Linked DNA regions of Homo sapiens: region 2 is linked to region 1. Evidence: read pairs that join two places in POLR2A ChIA-PET (ENCODE). Cell type or tissue: HepG2. All regions are shown on one strand.

Region 1 (8,000 bases):
CACTGCAGCTAGCTAGCTAATTTGATTTTCTCTCCAGACAACTAAAATTTTCTCCATATCAGCACTGATAATGGTTATTTGTTCTTATCATTTGTATGTACACTGGAGTAGCACTTTTAATTTCCTCCAAAAACTTTTCCTTTGCACTCACATCTTGTTTAACTGTTTGGTGCAATGGTGTAGTTTTTGGCCTGTCCCAGGCTTTTTTTGTTGCTACAAAGGAACAACTGAGGCTGTCTAATTTGTAAAAGAAAAAGGTTTTTATTTGGCTCACAATTCTTCATGGTATACAAGAGGCATGGCACCAACATCTGTGTCTGGTGAAGACCTCTGGTTTCCTCCACTCATTGAAGAAGATGTTGGGAGCCAGCAAGTGCAGGGATCAGATAATGAGAGATATGCAAGAGAAAGAAGGTGGATGTTCCTGGCTCTTTTTAATAATTATCTCTCCTGGGACCTAATAGAGTGAGAACGAACTCACCCATTTCCCCAGGGAGAGCATTAATGTACTCATAAGGAATCTACCCTCATGACCCTAACACTTCCCATCAAGCCCCACCTCCAATATTGGTGATCAAATTTCAACACAGGATTTTGTAGGGTCAAGCAAACCATATCTAAACTATAGTACTCATTAAACTTATTCCTTTATATTTTTGGTTTAAATTGAGAGACCTGCTACTTTTCTTTTCACTGGAACATTTAGAAGTCATTGTATGTTATATTACTGTGTCTCAGGGAATAGGGAGGCCTAAGAAGAAGTGGGATGGGGAAACGAATCAGCGGAGCAGTTAGTACATGCACAACATTTATAATTAAGTTTGCTGTCTTATATTGTAACACATCAAGGTGCCCCCAAGCTAATAAACGTGTAACCATCAAGGAACACTGATCCCAGATCACCGTAACAGATATAACAATGAAAAATTTGAAAAAGCATGATAAATGCCAATATGTGATAGAGTCAAAAGTACACACTTGCTGTTGGAAATATTACGCCAAATTGATTAGCTTGACTCAAGGTTTTCAAAAACCTTTAATTTGTAAATTGCAATTTTTGTGAAGGACAATAAAGCAATGTATAATAAAATGAAATACACCTGTGCGTAAGCACTTATGGAAATAAATCCTTGAATTGAAATTGACTGATATCCCTTTTCCTATAGTTGTTTGAATATATACTCTTGATTTAGACTCACAATAGATAATTCTATAAAATATATAATAATCAATAATTTAGTAAGTTGGAGCTACATAATAAATATAGTTATTAAATGAATTTCTTATATATCAAGCTGCTCCATGATTTTTAAAGAATTGTTGGGGAATTTCTGAATGCATGGCCAGAACCCACTTTTGTTTATTGGAAAATGCTCTTTCACCCCTTTGATAACACTTTTGTTTTATTTTAAATTTCAATCTTGTCAGGGGGCTTTTACTATAATCCTATTTTACCAAAATTTGCCAGTGACCTCTATATAGCTGTACCCCTTTAAATTAATATCTGAATGTAGACTTGAGGCCAAGAGATTTGTATTGTTTACCTAGATCCATAAAGCCTGGTAGGCTATCTGCAGCTAGGCACAGCTTACTGAATGGAAAATTATTTAAAGCAAATCAATACATGTAAATTCAAATCATGTCTAAGGCTAAGGACATTTGAACTGGGATCCTCTGAATATTAGTTCTGTGAAACAGTCTATGCATAAGAATTCGTTGGAATACATTAAACAATATTTTAGTGTCGAATATAATTGTACCTTTTTTCATGTTTCTACATAATTCTCAAACATATTTGGATAAAAACATGTCTTGCATTGACCAGCTCTGATCACAACTATATGAAAATTGCAAAGCAAAACAACTTTTTATCAGTAAAGCAAGGAAATAAAAATAAGTCAAGTAGGTGTATATCAGTAAAGTAAAAATTCTACTATCTTATGCCCCACAAGACCGTAAGTCTTTTAACTTTTTATAATATTTTTTCAAGTTTTTGTGAAGTAATCACCTAAGAAATTAAAGAATTCTAGAAAATGTTCAATTTAATGACTCTTGAAAAATTAATTCAAAGAAGACCTTCTGAAGATTTTCTTAAATACATGATGAGAGAGAAAATAATGATTAGCATTTTATTTCAATAGAAATTCTATAAAATTCAGACTAACAATCAGTGATTCTCAAAAATATGTGATGTTGATTTGCGCTATTTGGAGGAAATACAAAATATAATCTCTTAGTTATTGATGATCATTTTTAAGTATATTACTGGTATTAAGAAAGTAGGTTATCTTACGCTTAGAACAAATACACTTTCTTTATGAAAAACAGCTACAACATTTTCTAAAAAAACTCATTGACCTGCATATATATGTCATAGACAATGTATGACAATTTTTAAAAATATTTCTTTTGATAACTAAATTAAAAATAAAACAAAAGTGTCTTACCTAATGCCTTACTATAAAACTCTTCCCAAAAATGATAGTCGTAATCCTGAATCCAGAAGTGGAACAAAACTGAAAGCATTGAATTTTTTACTCTTTCCAGAAAGGTCATTCTGTCTGTTAGTCCTGTCATAGGCACAGGTACATAGGAAAGTGGAGCTGGAAGTTTCCCACAGCTTCGCTCCATATTGCCTCCTACAGAAATTCTAAGTGTGAGCACAAAAGGGACTGCAAGCAACTCAGCCATCAGGTCTCCACAGGGAATCACAGGGTCTATAAGCATTACATCGTAGTTGGTTTCCTGTAGCTTCTTCATAAGCGTCTGATTGTAGATAAAGCTCTCACACATCATTTTTAAAGTTCCTCTTATTTCAACAAAAAAATCATTTAATTTTATAACTGATTGCCAGGTTGATAAGCCTGGCAAGACATTCAGAGCTAGGTCAACAAATATTTCATTTTCTTCTGTTCTGTCCTGTGGCATATGGACCACCTCAAATTTCAATGCAGAAGGCTTCCTGTAGTCAATTAACGAAGGCTTTGAGTGAGTCAATACTGTTACCTCATGGCCTCTCACTATGAGCTCTTCTAGAATGACCTTGACATTAAGCCAATGGCTCATGTCACAGGGCCACACCAGGACTTTCCCACAGAATCCACAGCCAACACAGAAGAGCTGCAGGAGCAGAAATACCAAAGCTGACTTGTCAGACCTCATGATGGCAGTTCCCTCACACACTGATCTGCAATGGTTTTGTAGTTACTAAGCAAGGAGTTGAAATGACAATATAAGCACAGAAGTTAAAAATTAATATTTTAAGAGTAAAGTTCACTGGTGGTTGCCAGTTTAACATGTACTGAAGGTATCAAAAAAATGCAATGTATCAGGGAAAAGTTGTTCCAACCCTCTAGAACTTAGAAATAAAATACATAAATATACTTTTATTACCTGGATTGATGATAAAGAAAAAAATTTTTCAAGTCTTTAGATTTAATAATTCATGTGCAGAAACATGCACACAATCACACTTACATTCATTCCACACTAAGTCCAAGGCATCAGATGGTTTAGGACAGCACATGTTTCACATCCCTTGCTCACAAGGACAATACAAAGGTTTACTGAGAATATACTTAGAGAGTTTGGGTAACTATTTTGACTAATTTTATATAATAAGTACAAAGTGTTCAGTATTTCAGAGGGGAAAATGCACAATTGCTTTAATATGAAATAATAAAAGCTTTAATAAGGCATTTGACTTAGGAGGTGAGATGAAAGCTTTGATAGGATTTACTGTTGCCAAAGGAAGCATTTCACAATCGATAGAAGCATACAAAAGTATAGGATATTTGAAAATCATTCCAGTGAGTAGTGGTCACAGAGAAAGTTCAGAGCAGGACGTTACAGAAGAAAGTTAGTTTGAAATTGGAGAACATAATTTTAAATAAAAAATTATGAGTTTGAATCATAATTTATAGGCAAATAATTATTTACTCAAGTTTTAAAGGATAGTCACAAGATCAACCTTTTCTTTAGCAAGAAACTCTTGCATCTCAACACAGAGTGGTATGTAAAGGTAAGAGTTTAAAACAGGGAAAACGATAAAAATTATATATTAGTTACTGAGACATGTCAACCTAATAGAATGAAACATAAATTGTTAATAGTTAAATGCAAGAAATTAATTTAAAATTTGAATTTACTGATAATATCTGAGATAGGAAAAAATGTGTAGGAGAAAAGACATGGTTGTGGTTTCTGTCTTAATAAGCAGAAGTTTGATAATGACATTAGGTAAAATATTATGCACAAAACTTAGAGCAGTTTTCAGAATCAATATCATCTAACTGGGTTATTTTTCCTGTAGTTACTGTTCAAATTTTCAACAACTGTATGTAGATGTGAACAAAAAATAAAATTTTAGGAATCCCCAACCATCTAAACGGACCCTTACTCTCAGCAAAGAGCATTTCAAAGTTAATCTCAAAAACTAGTTGAGGCAATGATGAGAAGTGGGGTGGTGGGATAGGATATGCCTCATTATACCCTCCCCCCTTTCTGAATTCAGGAAAAACTCACTAGCACTACCATCAACGCAGACTTTAAAACCAATAGAACAGACTCACTAATTTTGATAAGAAACATTTACAATCTATTCTCTCTGAAGCCTGTTGCTTGACAGCTTTATCTGCATGATAACACCTTGGTATTAACAGCCCTTTATCTTAACCCAGACATTCTTGTCTGTTAATTCTATAACTTAGACAACAATATAACTCAACCAATTGCCAATAGAAAATCCTTGAATTTGCCTATGACCTGGAAGCCCCACTCCCAGTTGTCCTGCCTATCCAGACCAAGTCAATATATAACCTACATGTATGGATTGATGTCTAATGTCACTCTAAATTGCATTAAAACTGTGTAGCCTGAGCACCATGATGACATGTTCTTAGGGTCTCTGGAGGGATAAATCACAGGCCATTACTGACTCATATTTGGCTCAGAATAAACCTCTTTAAATATTTTAAAGTGTTCGACTCTTTTCATCAATAACAACTTGACACTTGAACATGTGGGGCCTCAGACAAAACTCAGGACACCATAAAACTTGCCTGAACTTGAAGCTAAGGTAGCAACAGAGGCCCACTGAATGCCTCTCCAATTTTGAGCTTCTTCTCCAGTGGAACTGGTATGTCCTCTTGAGTCCTGGATCTCCTTTCGGTATATAGTCCTTGATTTATTCTGAACATTTTTTCTTTTTTTTCTCCTTGGAGGTTGTCTTTTAGAATCCTAATTATACTTCAGGAGTTCATTCTAAAGGGTCCTCTCCATTGCCTTTTTTCCCAAATATAAGCTCAAAAGGCTTCTCTGCACTTTTGTATGAGAAGCTGAACTATTATTTTCACAGATAAATGAGAGACCAGAGACTGAGCTCCTCAGCTCTGAAGAGAAAGGGCATTTTACTCCTCCCAGCCAAGGGGGCCCACTTGGAATGTCTGGGATGTTAAAACTTCATGATGTATAGTGGCCAAACAGAGAACCCCTGCCAACACAACGAGTTTAAAAAAGCTCATCTAGAAAATGCATGTAAGAGCTGATCACTCAGTGTTTTGAGCCCTCATGGAGGTGATAGCTGTCTGGAGAGAGAAACTAATGAGAGAAAAGAAAATAAGGAACCAGTTAGGCAAATAGTTTGGACAAGTTTCTTGGTAGAAGTCCTCCCCCAAAAAATAACAGTGTGGAAGAAATCAAGCTGCAAGCGCAGATAAGGAAGCAAAGTCCAAAGCCTTTGTCTTCTGTGCAACAAGTGAGCTCTGCCTGTACATGGTGGCCTTCAGTGATCACATACCTTTTATTTTCAGGCATACTCGTATAAAGGAACTTGCACAGAGTGCTTGTCTAAGACAGACCTGTAGCTGTATACATAAAGAAAGTTACACAGAACCAGACACATCCGCAGTGACACATACCAAATAAGCAAAATAAAACAACATGCACTAAGTCAGGCTAAGGACCTGCGTGCACACTAGAGGGAAGAAGTGGAGCTAACGATAATTTGTATATATGCAAAGAAGACATCCAATCCTAACCAGTTTTTCATGTCTTACACAAATGAAACACTCTGCCCCATTAGCTTTCTTTCTTCCTTTTTTTTTTTATAAGAGTCTTTGCATTCAACTGTGAAAGGACAACCCTTTCCAGAACTCCTGGTAATACCTCAAACAACAAAACTGCTCCAGTGACCCTAGTCTGCTTTACTGTAAAAAGTAAAGTAGAGGTGCCTCTTCAAAGACTTTCCTCCTCATCTAATTGAGAATAAATAGTAACTTGTCTTAGAAGCAAAATTTATTCAAAGACCTGTGCTAACATTCTTAAATATTCACTAGCCGTAATAAAGAAATCAATGTACTTTATGTTCTTAGCTCCCACAATTTAGCCTAAATATTTGCCCTGGCATGCTTGCACTGGTCCAAGAAAGCGTTAGGTCATAGACTTGTCCTATTGCTTATTTGAAGGTGTTTTTACCTTTCTCAGCATTCCACAAGTTACTTCCACCTTCCTTTGTTCTCCTCTGCCTTTGCCTCTTTTAAAAAGTTCTAAGTTGCTAGCCAATCAGGACAAACACAGAATATGAGGTCCTATTCCTTCCAGTAGAAACAGGACACAGCAGTAAGGTGGATGCATCAAGTTATAAATGACCCTGTATCCTCTGTTTGGTGTACTTTCATGACTAAACTGCTGGTGAGTGCACCCTTTTTGCAGAAAGGAAAAAAAAAAGAAAAAAAAATGGTCTTGCTGAAGAAATTAAATTTATGTTCGAGTGCTATTTCTTTTCTTTACGGCACTGAAGAACAAGCATTTCAAAGATTCACTAAGACATGTAAGAAGGCAGAAACAACTCAACGTTAAAACATGTGGAGTCTCACTTACAATCAGCACGCATTGATGCACCACACAAAAAACCCTAGGACACAGTTTGGTTCCTCCTTTTAAGAAAAAAAGTGGGAAAATATATAAGAATGAGGAAAGACAAGGACAAAACTCTTTTGGGGCAATTTTTTGGTTTCATGCGGCTCCCATTTGCAAGCATGTGTGTAAAACGGAGAAGTTTGGGGGCCTTCCCCATCTAATGATTTAGGACCACCCCCTTAGTGCTGTCTTATCATAGTGTTTTCAGAAGATCTGGTTGTTTAAAAGTGTGTAGCGCTCCCCCCAACTTCCTCCTGCTCCAGTCAGGCAGGACATGTTGGCTTCCCCTTCACCTTCTCATAATTATAAGTTTCCTGAGGTCTCCTCAGCCATAGTACCTATACAGCCTGGGGAACTGTGAGTAATTTAAACCCCTTTTTTTCATAAATTACCCAATCTTGAGTAGTTCTTTATAGCAATATGAGAACAAATGTGAGAACAAAGTAATACAGAAGATGTGAGAACAATGTGACAGCAAACTAATACAGAAAACTAGAGAGGTGTGGCATTGTTATAAAGATACCTGAAGATGTGGAAGCAACTTTGGAGCTTGGTAATGGGCAGAGGTTGAAACAGTTTGGAAGGCTCAGAAAAAGACAGGAAGATGAGGAAAAGACAGGCAGATCCACAGGGCCAGAGCTGCCCAAAGCCTTGAGAGCCCTCCCGTTGCACTGGTGTGCCATAGATGTGAGACATAGAGTCAAAGGAAATTATTTTGGAGCTTTAAGATTTAATGAGGGCCCTGCTGGGTTTAGGAGTTGCCTGGGGCCTGGAGCCCCTTGATTCTGGTCAACATTTTCCTTTTAAAATGGGAACATTCACTCAGTTGCTGTATCCCCACTGGATCTTGGAAGTAACTCTCTTGTTTTTTATTCTCCAAGCTCATAAGTGGAAGGGACTTGCCTTGTCTCAGATGAGACCTACTATTTGGACATTTTGGGTAATGCTGGAATGTGTTAAGACTTTGGGAGTCTGTGGAGAAGGCATGATTTTGTTTTAAAATGTGAGAAGGACATGAGATTTGGGAGGGTTCAGGGCTAGAATGATACAGTTTGGCTCTATGTTCCCACCCAAATCTCATG
Region 2 (8,000 bases), 100 kb after region 1:
TTCAAAAGGTTATATTGGTTGTGATTTTTGTGACATGACTATAAATACTTTGACAATTTTCCTGTCAAGTAATATCCCCTCCCTTTGAAGTTTGGCAAACCTTGTAGCTGTCTCAACAGAAACGATATAGTGGAAATAATGCAGCTTATCTTACAAAGTTCTGTTGGAAACACAAAGTGTTCTCTCTCTCTTTCTCCCTCTCTCTTTGGATCTTTTGTTTGTATGTTTCTTTTTCTCTCTACACCTCCTCAACTCCATCTGTAGTCCCCGTAATAAATGACAATTTGGTAGAGAGACACAGATATATGCCCAAGAAATCCTGGTAGCCCACTAGCACTTTGAGCCCTTCAACTTGAATCATTAAGTATGTAAGTGAATGATCTTCAGATAATTATAGACCGAGGCACCGTAGGAAAGTAGCTACCTAAGAAACTCTGTGGAAGGAACACATAATTGAGCTCAACCAACACCCAAACTCTGAGCGATGATAATAAAATGATTACAGTTGTTTTAAGGCCTGACATTTGGAAACAATTTGTCATGCAGTGATATATAACTGGAATAATAAATCTACATATTTTAAATTATACATTTGTAATAAAATTACAATTAATATATAGCTACATGAGTGGAAAATAGGGAATATTATATTTTGAAAATATCTGTACCTCAAATAGAAGACTCAGCATAACATGGTGGTTAAGAGCTGGCACTCTGGATCCAGATGCCCTTCATTCAAGTCTCTGAGAAACCACTACATAATGATGTGGGGTTGGACAAGTTACTTGGACTTTATTTGCTTCAACTTCCTCACCAATGAAATGGCATTGGTGGTCATAGTATTATCAACCTCATGGGGTTGCTGAAAGGATGAATTCATTAATATTTCAAGCACAAAAAACAATTGTATATACAGCAAAGTAAAATTTTTTTGTAACATTGAATGTGGCAAAGTTTTTAGATATGACACCAGGAGCAGGAGCAACCAAAATAAAATTGATAAATTAGGTTTCATCAAATTAAAATTTTTCACACATCAAAGAACACCTTCAATAAAGTCAAAAGAGAAACCAGAGTTTGAAGTATCTATTTGCAAGTTACATACCTGATAAGTGACTTACTTATATAAAAAAAAATAAAGAAAGCTTACAGCTCAATGTTAAAAAGACAAATAACATAATCAAAAAATGTTTAAAAATCTAAACAGGAATTTTACCAGGGAATATGCAAATGTCCAATAAGATCATGAAAAAAATGTTTTATGTTGGATTACATAGTTAAGAGAAATATATAACATCTTCCCAATCACAAGTAACTTTTCCTTTGTGCTCATAGTCAGGGAAATAAATTCTCATGGCTAAACAGAAAAGCTGCCTGGAATAAATACAAGTGATTTAGCAGAGCTGTAACAATATAAAATTAAAGATAAGTAAACAAATAACACTAGTCTTCCTAAGAATCCATACTAGGGATTAAAATATTATAAATGAAGAGTCTGGTTTCCATATTTTTTAACAGTATCTTTCCCACTACTCTGTAAAGATGCTATTTTAATTCTTATTATATATACTAAGTCAAACACACATGAAGGAAGAGAAAGACCCTCTCATATTATTTTATATTGTTTTATCCTCAGTACCTGTTTTAAGAAAAAAACAAATAAGTGAAATCAAAGATAGGCAGCCCGGCGCCAGGCCCAAAACCAGCCCTGGGCCTGCCTGGCCTAAACCTAGTAGTTAAAAATCAACTCATAACTTAGAAACCGATGTTACTCATAGATTCCAGACATTATATAGAAGAACATTGTGAAACTCCCTGCCCTGTTCTGTTTCTCTCTGACCACCGGTGCATGCAGCCCCTGTCAAGTACCGCCTGCTTGCTCAAATCAATCACGACCCTTTCATGTGAAATCTTTAGTGTTGTGAGCCCTTAAAAGGGACAGAAATTGTGCATTTGGGGAGCTTGGATTTTAAGGCAGTAGCTTGCTGATGCTCCCAGCTGAATAAGTCCCTTCTTTCTACAACTCGGTGTCTTGAGTTTTGTCTGCGGCTCCTCCTGTTACATTTCTTGGCTCCCTGACCGGGAAGCAACGTGACTGACAGACAGCTGAGGCAGCCCCTTAGGCAACTTAAGCCTGCCTTGTGGAGTGCCCCTGTGGGGGACTCCAGCCAGCCTGAGTGACATGATCCAAAGAGCCCTCCTGGGTAGGAAATTGCCCCGGTGGAATCCCTCACCAGAGAAGCAGGTAGCAGGCCCTCGCAGAGGATTAACACAGTGGCTGAACACCAGGAAGGAACTGGCACTTGGAGTCCAGACATCTAAAATTTGGTAAGACTAGTCTTTGGAACTTGCCCCACTCCACCTGAGTGGAAGTGTGGCCTGATCACCCACGGTGTGCCTGTATTGGCACCTTTGTTCTGGTTTTGACTCGGCTTGACTTGGTAGGACTAGTCTTTTGAACTTGCCCCACTCCACCTAAGTGGAAGCGTGGCCTGATCAACCCAAGGTGTGCCCTTATTGGCACCTTTGTTCTGGTTTTGACTTGACTTGAATTGCTGGATACTTTGGTTTCGGTTTTTGGCCTGGCTTGAATTTCTGGGTATGCTGATTTTGGTTTTGATTTTGGTTTGGTATAAACTGCAAAAGTGTGTGTGTGCCCTTTTACCTGTTCTTTGTTTTGTGGTGTGTGTGTGGTGTGAGCGTGGTGTTTTGCCTCGAAAAAACATGGATCAGGTGCAAAGTAAGCCCACCCCACTGAGAACTATGTTAAAGAATTTCAAGAAAGGATTTAATGGAGACTATGGAGTCACTATGACTCCAGGAAAACTTAGAGCTTTGTGTGAAATAGACTGGCCAGCATTAGAGGTAGGTTGGACATCAGAAGGAAGCCTGGACAGGTCCCTTGTTTCAAAGGTATGACACAAAGTAACCTGTAAACCAAGGCACCAAGACCAGTTTCCATACATAGACAGTTACAGCTGTCTTTAGACCCCTTCCCCCCCAACAGTAGTTAAGAGAACAGCAGCATAAGCAGCTGGCAGAGGCAAGGAAAGACCAGCAGAGAGAAAAAAAAGGCCATCTATACCAATTCTAAGTTAATTTAGACTAAACAAGGTCTTATTAATAGCAAAGGATAATTGAAATCCCAAACTTACAAGGTTTTCAACAAAAGTGAAGTTTGCTAAAAGTTAACAGTGTAACACATATTATGGTAAATTCTAATCTTGTGGCCTTAGACAGTCTAGTCCAAAGACATCAAAAAAGTTTGCTTAAAAAAAAAGAAATGGTTATCTTCAAAAAAAAAAAAAAAAAAAAAAAGAAGGGGAGGCAAAATTTACGTAAAAAGAGTGTTATATGGTAAATTCTTGTTCTGAAATAAATTGGTTGTTTCAAGAAAAAAATGTTTGTAATAAGTCAAAAAGTTGAGACATGTTGAAGAATTGTCAGTGGAAGTCGTGAAAAAAAGTTATAAAAATTTATGCAAAAAGGTTTTATAATTTAAAAGTAATTTGGCCTCTTGAGTACTATTGAAGAAACAGTTTATGTGCAAAGTGTATAAAAAAGTAAAACATACCTTTGGTAAAAAGATTATAAGGAGGCATAAAAATGTGGATTTTTACCTACATTAAAAGGTTAAAAAAATTATTGTTTTAAAAGTTTAAGCAAGTTTTAAAACATTAATTGTAAAGAAAAGTCTGTGTGTAAACATATTAGCTAAAGTTAAAAAGATATCATCCAGTTTTTCTGCGAACTAGACATAAAAGTAAAAATGCAACAGGTTTTTTTTCTTAAAGCATCAACCTGCTCTTTAACAAAAATTATAAAAGGTTAAAAAGAGTCTATAAAATCTTACCTTATGGTCAAACATGAAAAATTAGATAAATATGTCTTCAAGGTTTTATTAAAATTAAGTTTAATATTAATAGCATACTAATATAAAGGTAAAATTTAGCTTATCTGGTATAAAAATCATACAAGAAGCATTATTAAATATGAAATGGTGTTTAGCTTTCTTTGGTCTAAAAACTAATACAAATTGGTGCTAAAGGAAACATTCATTTTACTAGAAGATCACAGAAGTTAAAGACTTAAAAAAAACTTTGGCAATTAAGACAGCATACCAAGATGCAAATGCCTGGTTGAAATAGATCAAATATTCCATCTGCACGTTAAACAAAAGCAATTGTTATGCTTGTGCACATGGCAGGCCAGAGGCCCTAATTGTCCCCTTTCCACTACAGTGGTCCTCCAGTTGACCAGGCGTAGGCTGCATGGTAACTCTTTTCCAGGATTCTACAGCCTGGAGTAATAAGTCATGCCAAGCTCTCTCTGCTATATCCTGAAGTCCCTGTGGGTCAGCCTCCGAGGGCCATCCAGCTTCCATCTCCCAACACTAAGTTCACTTCGTGTCTCTCACAGCAGGGAGGAGACAGCATTCCTTAGAGACCTGAAAGGATGCAGTGAGCTTAAGAATTTTCGAAAGGTTATCAATCAGTCAGCCGTTGTTCATCCCCGAGCAGATGTGTGGTGGTATTGTGGTGGACCTTTACTAGGTACTCTGCTGAATAAGTAGAGTGGCACTTGTGCTTTAGTCCATTTGGCTATCCCTTTCATCCTGGCATTTCATCAACCAGAGGAAGAAAAGAAAATAATAAGATATCATAAAGCGAGAGAAGCCCCTTATAGGTCTTCCAACTCTCATATCTATTTAGATGCAATTAGAGCCCCGCAAGGAATACCAGATCAATTTAAAGCTTGAAATCAAATAGCTACAGGATTTAAGTCAATATTTTGGTAGATGACAGTGAATAAAAATGTAGATTAGATAAACTACATCTATTACAACCAACAGCAAAGAGCTTTTCATGAGTTAAAAAAAAAAAAACTCATGTCGGCCCCAGCCCTGAGGTTACCTGACCTGACTCTGTGAAGTCTGTGTGTCAGAAAAGAAAAAAATGGCAGTTGGAGTTTTAACTCAGACTGTGGGGCACTGGCCAAGGCCAGTGGCCTATCTCTCAAAACAAAAAGACAGGGTTTCCAAAGGCTGGCCCCCATGTCCAAGGGCCCTGGCAGCAATGGCCCTGTTACCACAAGAAGCAGATAAGCTAACTCTTAGACAAAACCTAAACATAAAGTCTCCCCATGCTGTGGTGATTTTAATAAATACTAAAGGACACCATTAGCTAATAAATGTTACACTAAGTAGATACCAAAGCTTGCTCTGTGAAAATCCCCACATAACCATTGAAGTTTGCAACACCCTAACCCTGCCACCTTACTCCTGGTATCAGAGAGCCTAGTTAAACATAACTGTTTAGAGGTGCTGGACTCAGTTTATTCTAGTAGGCCCAACCTCCGAGACAATCCTTAACCATCAGTAGACTAGGAGTTGTATGTAGATAGGAGCAGCGTCACCAACCCCTGCAAAGTGACTCTGAAGAAGACTACAAGCCCTGCTCCAGTCACACCCAGAAGCTGACTGGTCCACGCACGGCTGAAGCATGAGGAAACTCATCGCAGGACTCATTTTCCTTAAAATTTGGACTTGTACATTAAGGACTTCAGCTGAACTTCCTCAGACTGAGGGCTGTTCCCAGTATATACATCAAGTCACTGAGGTAGGAAAAAAGATTGCTACAGTCCTATTATTTTATAGTTATTATGAATGCCTAGGAACTCCAAAAGGAACTTGTTTGTACAATAACACTCAGTACAAAGTATGTAATCCAGGAAGTGACCAGCCTGATGCGTGTTATGACTCACTGTAAGCCTCCCATGATTAAGGACTGATCCTTTTCTAAGTGACAGAAGTAAAGTAATAGCTAAAAAAAAAAAAAAAAAAAAAAAAAAAAGAAAGGTCCCCAAAAACGTAATCTTAAAATTTGGCACTTGTGCTGCTATTAATAGTAAGCAGCATGAGATAAGATGTGGTTCTCTAAATTGAAAAACTAGTTACACAGTAAAAAAATAAGTATATCTGTCAAGAATCATATTTTTGTGAGATGTGTTAATACTGGTCTTGTGTCATTTAGACTACTTAAAAAAAGATAAAAAGGATCCTGTTTGACTCCAAAAAAAAAAAAAGGTCAGCCCCTCCCCTCCTGCATGAGTAGGAGCTGCAACCTTTTAAAATTGATAATCACAAACCCCTCAGACCCAAAGTAAAATAAAGAAAAATATGTAACATTAGACATTAACAGAAAAAGACTAGATCCTAGTGTAAGCATCCTAATAAAAGAAGAAGTTCAAGAACACTATCCAGAACCAGTATTTCAGACTTTCTATGATGAACTAAATGTGCCAGTACCCGAGATTCCAGGAAAAACTAAAAATTTGTTTTTGCAATTAGCCGAACACATAGCCCAGTCTCTACAAGTCACTTCACGTTATGTTTGTGGAAAAACCGTAACAGGAGATCAATGGCCATGGGAAGCCCCAGAATTAGTTCCTAAAGACCCAGTTCCTGATGAATTCCCAGACCAAAAGAATCACCCTGATCATCTCTAGGTTCTAAAAGTCTCAATTATTAGACAGTATTGCATATCTAAAGAAAGAAAAGGATTCGCTCATCCTGTAAGGCAGCTTAGCTGTCTTAGACAAAAGCTCTATAATAGTACCACAAAAACAGTTACATGGTGGAGTTCCAATTACACAGAAAGAAATCCATTCAGTAAATTTCCAAAGTTGCATACTGTTTAGGCCCACCCAGAATTCTACCAGGACTGGATGGTCCCCACCAGGTTATACTAGATATGTAGACACAGAGCTTATGCTAAGCTGCCTGATCAGTGGAGAGGTAGCTGTGCAATTGGCACCATTAAGCCTTCTTTCTTCTTACTGCCCATAAAAACAGGTAAACTTCTAGGCTTCCCAGTCTATGCTTCCCACAAAAAAGGAAGCACAGCCATAGGTGATTAAAAAGATAATAAATGGCCCCCTGAAAAAATCATACAATACTATGGACCTGCCACTTGGGCACAAGATGGCTCATGAAGATACTAGACCCCCATCTAAATGCTCAACCGAATCATACGGTTACAAGCTGTTTTAGAAATTATTACTAATAAAACCGATCAAGCCTTGACTGTTCTTGCCCGTCAAGAGACTCTGATGAGAAATGCGATCTATCAAAATAGACTAGTTCTCGACTACTTGCTAGCAGCTGAAAGAAAAGTTTGTAGAAAATTTAACCTTACTAATTGTTGTCTACACATAGATGATCAAGGACAAGTAGTTGAGGATATAGTTAAAGACATAACAAAACTGGCACATGTACCCATGCAAGTGTGGCACGGACACAATCTGGAAGCCATGTTTAAAAATTAGTTCCCAGCAATAGGAAGATTTAAAACTCTTATAATAAGAGTAATAATAGTAATTAAGAACCTACTTACCGCTCCTTTGTTTCCTACCTGTACTTCTTCAAATGATAAAAAGCTTCATCGCTACCTTAGTTCACCAAAGTGCTTCAGCACAAGTGTACTATATAAATCACTATCAATCTGTTGCACAAAAAGACATAAGTAACAAAAATAAGAGTGAGAACTCCCGCTAATAAAAAGTGAGAGTCTCAAAAGGGGGGAATGAAGGAAGAGAAAGACCCTCTCATATTATTTTATATTGTTTTATCCTCAGTACCTGTTTTAAGAAAAAAACAAATAAGTGAAATCAAAGACAGGCAGCCCAGCACCATGCCCAAAACCAGCCCTGGGCCTGCCTGGCTTAAACCTAGTAGTTAAAAATCAACTCATGACTTAGAAACTGATGTTATTCATAAATTCCAGACATTGTATAGAAGAACATGGTGAAACTCCCTGCCCTGTTCTGTTTCTCTCTGACCACCAGTGCGTGCAGCCCCTGTCATGCACCACCTGCTTGCTCAAATCAATCATGAACTTTTCATGTGAAATCTTCAGTGTTGTGAGCCCTTAAAAGGGACAGAAATTGTGTATTTGGGGAGCTCAGATTTTAAGGCAGTAGCTTGCTGATGCTCCCAGCTG

The links. ChIA-PET counts read pairs that join two places held together with the same protein. Peaks named below come from ENCODE experiments on the same cell type or tissue, not always from the same donor. Only the 100,000 strongest peaks of a DNase experiment are listed, where the experiment ranks them.
Region 2: POLR2A ChIA-PET joins it to region 1 with 19 read pairs; 3 of 35 experiments call an interaction of 5 or more read pairs at or near these places.

Annotation. Positions count from the first base shown.
Region 1 is chr4:68,948,599-68,956,598 of GRCh38, forward strand. It overlaps UGT2A3 (UDP glucuronosyltransferase family 2 member A3), which reads right to left and starts at 3,206. Exons shown (of 6, transcript NM_024743.4): 1 at 2,448-3,206. The coding sequence starts at 3,162. In HepG2, no CTCF peak of the experiment used is centred here; DNase peaks (open chromatin) are centred at 2,683, 3,093, 3,743 and 5,763; H3K4me3 peaks cover 2,945 bases.
Region 2 is chr4:69,049,275-69,057,274 of GRCh38, forward strand. LOC105377265 (a long non-coding RNA gene) reads right to left here. Exons shown (of 5, transcript XR_001741714.2): 2 at 7,395-7,502; 3 at 669-862. It also overlaps a transcript of UGT2B7 not described here. Among named protein-coding and RNA genes, the nearest start is that of UGT2B7, 43 kb to the right of the region's middle. RefSeq lists silencers at 5,224-5,424, 5,773-5,822. In HepG2, no CTCF peak of the experiment used is centred here; a DNase peak (open chromatin) is centred at 5,747; H3K4me3 peaks cover 5,278 bases.